Linked DNA regions of Homo sapiens: region 1 is linked to region 2. Evidence: chromatin contacts called from ENCODE POLR2A ChIA-PET data. All regions are on one chromosome and are shown on one strand. Each heading gives the region's core, a stretch centred on a gene start or an enhancer-like site at or near the end of the contact. The rest is flanking DNA. Distances are from core to core; before and after follow the strand shown.

Evidence for each region. ChIA-PET counts read pairs that join two places held with the same protein, here RNA polymerase II (POLR2A).
Region 1: POLR2A ChIA-PET joins it to region 2 with 15 read pairs in CD4-positive, alpha-beta T cell. The contact joins two enhancer-like sites. POLR2A ChIA-PET finds 5 or more read pairs at or near these places in 3 of 52 experiments (CD4-positive, alpha-beta T cell, activated T-cell and naive thymus-derived CD8-positive, alpha-beta T cell).

The regions. Positions count from the first base shown.
Region 1 is chr9:34,341,752-34,345,854 of GRCh38, reverse strand. It overlaps NUDT2 (nudix hydrolase 2), which reads right to left. Exons shown (of 5, transcript NM_001161.5): 5 at 2,156-2,731. The coding sequence ends at 2,415. Among named protein-coding and RNA genes, the nearest start is that of NUDT2, 14 kb to the right of the region's middle. Within about 2 kb of position 2,519, at least 17 of the 41 ENCODE cell types and tissues checked have a DNase peak (open chromatin) inside an H3K27ac peak, as active enhancers do.
Region 2 is chr9:34,096,542-34,100,247 of GRCh38, reverse strand. It overlaps DCAF12 (DDB1 and CUL4 associated factor 12), which reads left to right. Exons shown (of 9, transcript NM_015397.4): 5 at 1,731-1,924; 6 at 3,467-3,532. Among named protein-coding and RNA genes, the nearest start is that of DCAF12, 28 kb to the left of the region's middle. Within about 2 kb of position 2,252, at least 2 of the 41 ENCODE cell types and tissues checked have a DNase peak (open chromatin) inside an H3K27ac peak, as active enhancers do.

The DNA.
Region 1 (4,103 bases), core at 1,270-3,769, 250 kb before region 2:
CCTTTGGGGGTGGCTGTTCTTGACCCTGGTAATCCAGGCTGACCTCTGCCAATGCCCCTTCACTTCCAATCTTCTGCACTTCATTGGGCAACAACTTTCTAATAAAATCCACATGAATCCAGCTGCTAACAGCTCCTGGAAGGGCTGTGGGATCTAACACCTGCTCCTGCATTCCTTGAGCCCTAGTAGCAAAGGAAAACAGGGCTGAGACCCAGCTCTTGCACCTCTGAGTCTTACAGTGGAGTTGTGGACAAAAAGAGTAGATAGGAAGGCTGGGCGTGGTGGCTCATGCCTGTAATCCCAGCACTTTGGGAGGCCGAGGCAGGCAGATCACCTGAGGTCGGGAGTTTGAGACTAGCCTGACCAACATGGAGAAATCCTGTTCCTAGTAAAAATACAAAACTAGCTGGGCATGTTGGGGGCACATGCCTATAATCCCAGCTACTCGGGAGGTTGAGGCAGGAGAATCACTTGAACCTGGGAGGCAGAGGTTGCGGTGAGCCGAGATGGTGCCATTGCACTCCAGCCTGGGCAACAAGAGCGAAACTCTGTCTCAAAAAAAAAAAAAAAAAAAAGTAGATAGGAAGAGAGAAACATTAATGATGAGGTTTTGCTGAGGGTGGGGAAGGCAGCTGCAGGTGAGGAATGCACAGGTGTAATGATGTGACTGCTGGGTGGCCCAGCAGATTCCTTTGGGTCTGGGCTTGCCTCATTCCCAGTGACCTTAGTCATGTTAACAAGGCTTATCACTCTGGGAGGCAGGCCTGGTCTGAGAGGACAGAGTACACGTGTCACTGACCTGGGGGTCCAGGGTTGCCTGTCCCTCCTCTCTCTGTTGTGACTTGGGGAGTCTAAAATTCTTTCTGTCTCTATTTATTTATTTATTTGAAGTGGAGTCTTGCTCTGTTGCCCAGGCTGGAGTGCAGTGGTGTGATCTCAGCTCACTGAAACCTCTGCCTCCCGGGTTCAAGTGATTCTTCTGCCTCAGCCTCCTGAGTAGTTGGGACTACAGGCATGAGCCACCATTTTTGCATTTTTGCTAATTTTTGCATTTTTAATAGAGACGGGGTTTCACCATGTTGGCCAGGCTGGTCTTGAGGTCCTGACTTCAGGTGATCCACCTGCCTTGGCCTCCCAAAGTGCTGGGATTACAGGCGTGAGCCACTGCGCCCAGCCTATTTATTTATTTTTGAGACAGTCTCACTCTTGCCTAGGCTGGAGTGCAATGGCACCATCTCAGCTCACCACAACCTCCACCTCCCAGGTTCAAGCAATTCTGCTGCCTCAGCCTCCCAAGAAGCTGGGATTACAGGTGTGCACCACCATGCCCAGCTAATGTTTGTGTTTTTAGTAGAGATGGGGTTTCACCATGTTGGCCATAATGGTCTTAAACTCCTGACCTCAGTTATCCACCCACCTCAGCCTCTCAAACTGCTGAGATTATAGGCATGAGCCACCACGCCTAGCCAGTCTCTAATTATTTAAGGTAATACTTTCATTTTTTGAGACAGTCTCGCTTTGTCGCCCAGGCTGGAGTGCAGTGGCACGATCCCAGCTCACGGCAACCTTCATTTTCCAGGTTCAAGTGATTCTCTTGCCTCAGCCTCTCGAGTAGCTGGAATTACAGGTGTGTGCCACCACCCCCAGGTAATTTTTGTATTTTTAGTAGAGACAGGGTTTCACCATGTTGCCCATGCTGGTCTCAAACTCTTGACCTCAAGTGATCTGCTCACCTAGGCCTCAAGTGCTGGGATTACAGGTGTGAGCCACCGTGCCTGGCCCTATTTAAGGTAATATTTACTGAGTACTTACAACATATGTGCCTGCTGCTGGTGAAAGATATATTAGTGAGTAGGACAGACCCAATTCCTGCACTCCAGTCCCACTCACTTGGAAATCCTGACTATGGGTCACAAAGTCTCAGGGCCCCTGGTGGGGGTGGGGTGGGTGTGCTTGGCATTCCAGAGGCGAGAGAGCCATCCTGCCAGTGCTGGGTCTCTTCCATTTGGATCCCTAGCTCTTAAGTTCTCTGGGGATACTGTATGGACACAGAGTTCCCTCTGGTTAAGGTCAGAACTCTGATTCACTTCAGCTTTCTTCTCTCCACCAATGCCAAGAGTCCAAGAAATAAACACAACAGGTTAGAAGGACAACCTTGAGCTGCTTGAGGTTTATTTATAAAGTACAAGGTACACTTACTGGGCCTGGCCTTTTTAATTTTTACTCTTTTGCCTTCCTTTCCACCCAGCCAAGATTTTTGCTTGCTCTCACCTGGGAGTTGAGCCGATTTCACAAATCTGCTCTTGGCTGTCATGAGCCAAATACCAGCACAACCTTCCCTGGACCTGAGGGTGGCTTCATCTTAGAAGGCCCACAAGGATCCTGCTGAAGCAAATGACTCTGCTCCAGTCAGCTCAGGCCTCTATGGAGCAAAGAAACTGGTGTCCTTCTTGGAGCGCTGCCTTCATCTCCTTGAACTGAGCCAACTGGCAGGCCTCCTCCAGCCCCAGCCAGCGGTAGGCTTGGTGCTCATGGGAGAGGCGGATCTCCACGTCATAGTCCTTCACCTCCGCCAGCCAGTAAATGACTGTTTTAGGCTTGTTCCTGGCCACATAATTGAGTTCCCTTTTGAACCCCTCAATAATGGTCAGCTGGCCTGCTTCTATGCCTGCTTCCTCTTGGGTCTCCCTCAGGGCTGTTTCCAAGTCATCCTCTCCTGGTTCCACATGGCCTAGTTAGGAGAAAAGAGGAAGAAAAGGAGGAGGAAATCTTCCAAAGTTCCCAAAGCTGGATTTTCCAGACAAGATTTTTTTTTTTTTCTGTTTTGCTTTGAGACAGGGACTCACTCTGTTGCCCAGGCCAGAGTGCAGTAGTGCAATCAGCTCACCGCAGCCTTGAATTCCTGGGCTCAAGTGATCCTCCCACCTTAGCCTCCTGAGTATTCAGAACAACAGGCATGTGCCACCATGCCCAGCTATTTATTTATTTATTTATTTATTTGGTAAAGATGGGGTCTCACTATATTTCCCAGGCTGGTCTCAAACTCCTGGCCTCAAGTCATCCTCCTGCCTCAGCCTCCCAAAGTGTTGGGATTACAGGTATGAGCCACCACACCCAGCCATTCAGTGACTTTTCTAGGTGTTGCTAAAGGAAGCCTGGAGATTGGCAATATCCTAACATGCCTGGGAAGGGGGTGCAGGGCAGGTAGTGTCTAGTTCTCGGGGTTTGAGCAATCCCACCTTTCCATTCCCTCTTCTCTGCAGAGAGTGAAACAGACCATGTGTATAGCAAGTCAGGTTTAGAATACTGCTCTTTTATGGTGTGAGATGACCTTCTTCAGACGTCTGCTTTCTTATTCTTCGGAACTTTCTTCATCCCATGCTCTAAGGAATCACTTTTCTATTGGAGACCTTGAAGTGATTTTTCCAAGGAGGGGGAAGTCCTTTCTTAACAAGTGGAAGTTAGCTGACGAGGAAGTACTTTGCCTACAATCCAGTGAGGACTTAACATTGTCTGCAGGTGGACCCTGACATTCCAGGGCCAACAGGCTCAAAACCCTGCACGGCTGAATGAGCAGCTGTTTCCATGAAGCTATCAAGGCTTTTTCCAAATTGTTTTCCTCTTTCTTACTGGGCAAAGCCAGATTTCAGTTTCATAGGGAAACTCTTGATGGGAACTTAGACTAAGGGCCAGCTGAGAACCACTTCTAAGAAAATGTGTTAGCAACACCCAAACCCAAGAAGACAGCTGCCAAGAAACTGCTGTAGGAGAACTTGAAGCTCTGCAGACTGGAGCAGCTCTCAGCTTTACCTCTAGTCCCCTCCCACAAATCTTCAGCTTCCCCAGAGGGGGCAAAGACTGGGAACGGTCTGGCAGACTCTGTCTACACCTTGGCTCCAGTAAGTTTCTAGGGAGGCCTCCTGCTCACAGGCTCATGGCGAGCAGGAACTCAGTTGTTCTCTCCTTGGTTTGGAGATGGGGGCCCTCATCCTTCCCAGGGGTCTACAATGCCCAGAGCCAGCTGCTGCACAAAAAACTCCCCAGGGTCCAGGGGCGGTGGCTCATGCCTGTAATCCCAACACTCTGGGAGGCCGAGGCGGGTG
Region 2 (3,706 bases), core at 1,003-3,502:
CAGCCTGGGCGACAGTGTGAGACTCCATCTCAAAAAAAAAAAAAAAAAAGCCAGTCATGGGGGTGCATACCTGTTGTATTAGCTACTCAGGAGGCTGAGGCAGGAGGATCACTTAGGCCCAGGAAGTTGAGCCTGCAGTGAGCTATGATTGTGCCACTATTGCCCTGTCTACCCTGGGCCCCAAAGTGAGACCCTGTCTCTAAAAAAAGAGAGACATAAGGGGGTCCAAGGCTCAAAAAAGGTTAAGTACCACTGCTCTAGAGGGGAGGATTCCCAAGCCCTACTGCCCACTAAAAGTCAGCTGTGGATGCATGCCAAGAGACCTAAACATTTGGCATAGAAAATTACTAAGCTTTGGCCAGGTGCACTGGCTTATGCCTGTAATCCCAGCACTTTGGGAGGTTGAGGCGGGTGGATCATGAGGTCAGGAGTTCGACACCAGCCTGGCCAACATGGTGAAACGCCGTCTCTACTAAAAATACAAAAATTAGCCGGGCATGGTGACGTGTGCCTGTAGTCCCAACTGCTCGGGAGGCTGAGGCAGGAGAATCGCTTGAACCCGGGAGGTGGTGGTTGCAGTGAGCCGAGATCATGCCATTGCACTCCAGCCTGGGTAACACAGAGAGACTTCATCTCCAAAAAAAGGGAAAAAAAAGAAAAATAAAAAAGAAAATTAGCTTTATCAAAATGTATAAAATTCTCGTTAAAGAATTTCGAGTAAGGCGCGGTGGCTCATGCCTGTAATCCCAGAACGTTGAGAGGCTGAGGCAGGTGGATCACTTGAGGTCAGGAGTTCGAGGCCAGCCTGGCCAATATGGTGAAACCCAATCTCTACTAAAAATACAAAAATTAACTGGGCGTGGTGGCACGCGCCTGTAGTCCCAGCTACAGGCTGGGGCAGGAGAATCGCTTGAACCTGGGAGGCGGAGGTTGCAGTGAGCCAAGATTGCGCCATTGCACTCCAGCCTAGGCATCACAGCAAGACTCCATCTCAAAAATAAAAATAAAAAGAATTAGCAGGGCATGGTAGCATGCGCCTGTGATCTCAGCTACTTGGGAGGCTGAGGCAGGAGAATCGCTAGAACCCAGGAGGCCGAGGTTGCAGTGAGCCAAGATCGTGCCACTGCACTCCAGCCTGGGTGATAGAGCGAGACTCTGTCTCAAAAAAAAAAAAAGCAGACCAGGTGTGGTGGCTCACACCTGTAATCCTAGCACTTTGGGAGGCCAAGGCAGGCTGATCGCTGGAACTCAGGAGTTCAAGACCAGCTTGGGCAACATGGTAAAACCCCGTCTCTACTAAAAATACAAAAAAAATAGCCAGGCATGGAGCAGGCACCTGTAATCCCAGCTACTTGGGAGGGTGAGGCACGGGAATCGCTTGAACCCAGGAGATGGAGGTTGCAGTGAGCTGAGATCGCACCACTGCACTCCAGCCTGGGTGACAAAGCGAGACTCTGTCTCAAAAAAAAATAATAATAATAAATAAATTTCAACAACCATGTCAAACTTAAAAGTTATATTTTAATGCCTAGACCTTAGGTGAATAATTCTCTTAGTGTAGCTATTAAAATGCCTACTGCTCTGTGTTTAGGGTGGGCCATCTGGCCAAGCTTCAGCACATATGAGGATGATGCACAAACAGCTAGACTATGAAAGCCCTCTTTGGCGTCTGTGGGATTTCCCATAGAGGGGTGGGTACATCTGACATCTGTGTTCTCCTGGCCCTGCAGGCTCACGTGATGGTTCTATGGGACTCTGGGAGGTGACAGATGATGTTTTGACCAAAAGTGATGCGAGACACAATGTGTCACGGGTCCCTGTGTATGCACACATCACTCACAAGGCCTTAAAGGACATCCCCAAAGAAGACACAAACCCTGACAACTGCAAGGTTCGGGCTCTGGCCTTCAACAACAAGAACAAGGTATGAACTTGTGTAGGGATCCCTGACGTGTATTCCTCTTGCTTATGTCTTGGGATATGCACTCCTTTTTCCTTCCCCATCAGTGCTTGCTACATAGCATGGTTCTGAGCCCACAGAACACCTCTTAAAGGCTGAGTGATGCTGGTGAGAAATTATAACTGAGGCTCTGAAACCCACCCCTTCAATTGGTGTCTGCAGTATTTCTCTGAGTAGTCTATATTTGTGGGTCAGCCTCACAGAATTCCCCTAGGGCCACCCTGATTTGACTGTCTGTCATTTGCACATGCCTTTGCAGGTGCTGTATTCTGGGCATGATTTTCATACTTGCTTCTGAAAACAATCACTTTTTTTCTCTTTGGTATTCATTCCTTTTTTTTTTTTTTTCTTTTTGAGACTGTGTTTTGCTCCTGTCACCTAGGCAGGAGTGCAATGGCACGATCTCAGCTCAAAGCAACCTCCACCTTCCAGGTTCAAGCAATTCTTCTGCCTCAGATTCTCAAGTAGCTGGGACTACAGGCATGCACCGCTACACATGGCTAATTTTGTATTTTTTAGTAGAGACGGGGTTTCACCATGTTGGCCAGGCTGGTCTTGAACTCCTGACCTCAGTTGATCCACTCTCCTTGGCCTCCCAAAGTTCTGGGATTACAGGCGTGAGCCACCATGCCTGGCCAGTATTCTTTACTGCCTACTTTCCCTTCACATTTCCACTAAGTCTTACCTTATTGAGTCAGATCTGATGCTGAGGTTTTAATAAAGCAGAGTGTCACCCAGGCGCAGTGACTCACGCCTGTAATCCCTGCACTTTCGGAGGCCGAGGCAGGCAGATCACAAGGTCAGGAGTTTGAGACTAGCCTGGGCCAACATGGTAAAACCCCATGTTTACTGAAAATACAAAAAAATTAGCCAGGCATGGTGGCATATGCCTGTATTCCCAGCTACTCAGGAGGCTGAGGCAGGAAAACTATAGGAGGTGGAGGTTGGCAGTGAGCCGAAATTGCGCCACAGCACTCCAGCCTGGGTGACAGAGCAAGACTCCATCTCAAAAAAAAAAAAAAAAAAAAAAAGCAGTGTCAGAATATACACCCAGAGCCAGAGAAAGGCTTCTCCAGAATCTGAATCAGGCCACAGTTTGAAGGGTAGTTCCCTCAACCTCCTATCCCATCTGTATTTATGGCCTAAGGGTAGATTAATCTCTCCTAAATTAGAGTCTTCACTTATAGAAATTCTCACACTAGATTATGAAACTGTCCTTCACATATGTGCCCTGCTTTAACTCTCCAACAGGACGTTGAGGGAGTGATAGCATAGTGAGGAGTTTTTCAACCATGGGTGCCTGTGTTATTGCTGGCAGCCTCAATTTAATATGCCATTCAGCTAGGTTCTGTAGGGTGAAGTAATGGTCTAATAATTACTGGCACCTCTGCTGGAATCATCACGAGACAGGAATAAAGGACCCTGACCTTAGAATCCTCGCCTGCTTATTATCGTACATTAGTTGCTATAGATGATAATATAACCTGGTTTTCATTGCTCTTGTAGGAACTGGGAGCAGTGTCTCTGGATGGCTACTTTCATCTCTGGAAGGCTGAAAATACACTATCTAAGGTGTGATGAACATGATTTTGTGGTTTTACCTAATAATTCACCTTACAGTTAAAATACTGTAATTCTAGCTGAGCTTTTTTTTCATGTTTATTTTATCTATTCATTTATTTTTGAGGCAGAGTCTCGCTCTGATGCCCAGGCTGGAGTGCAGTGGTGCAATCTTGGCTCACTGCA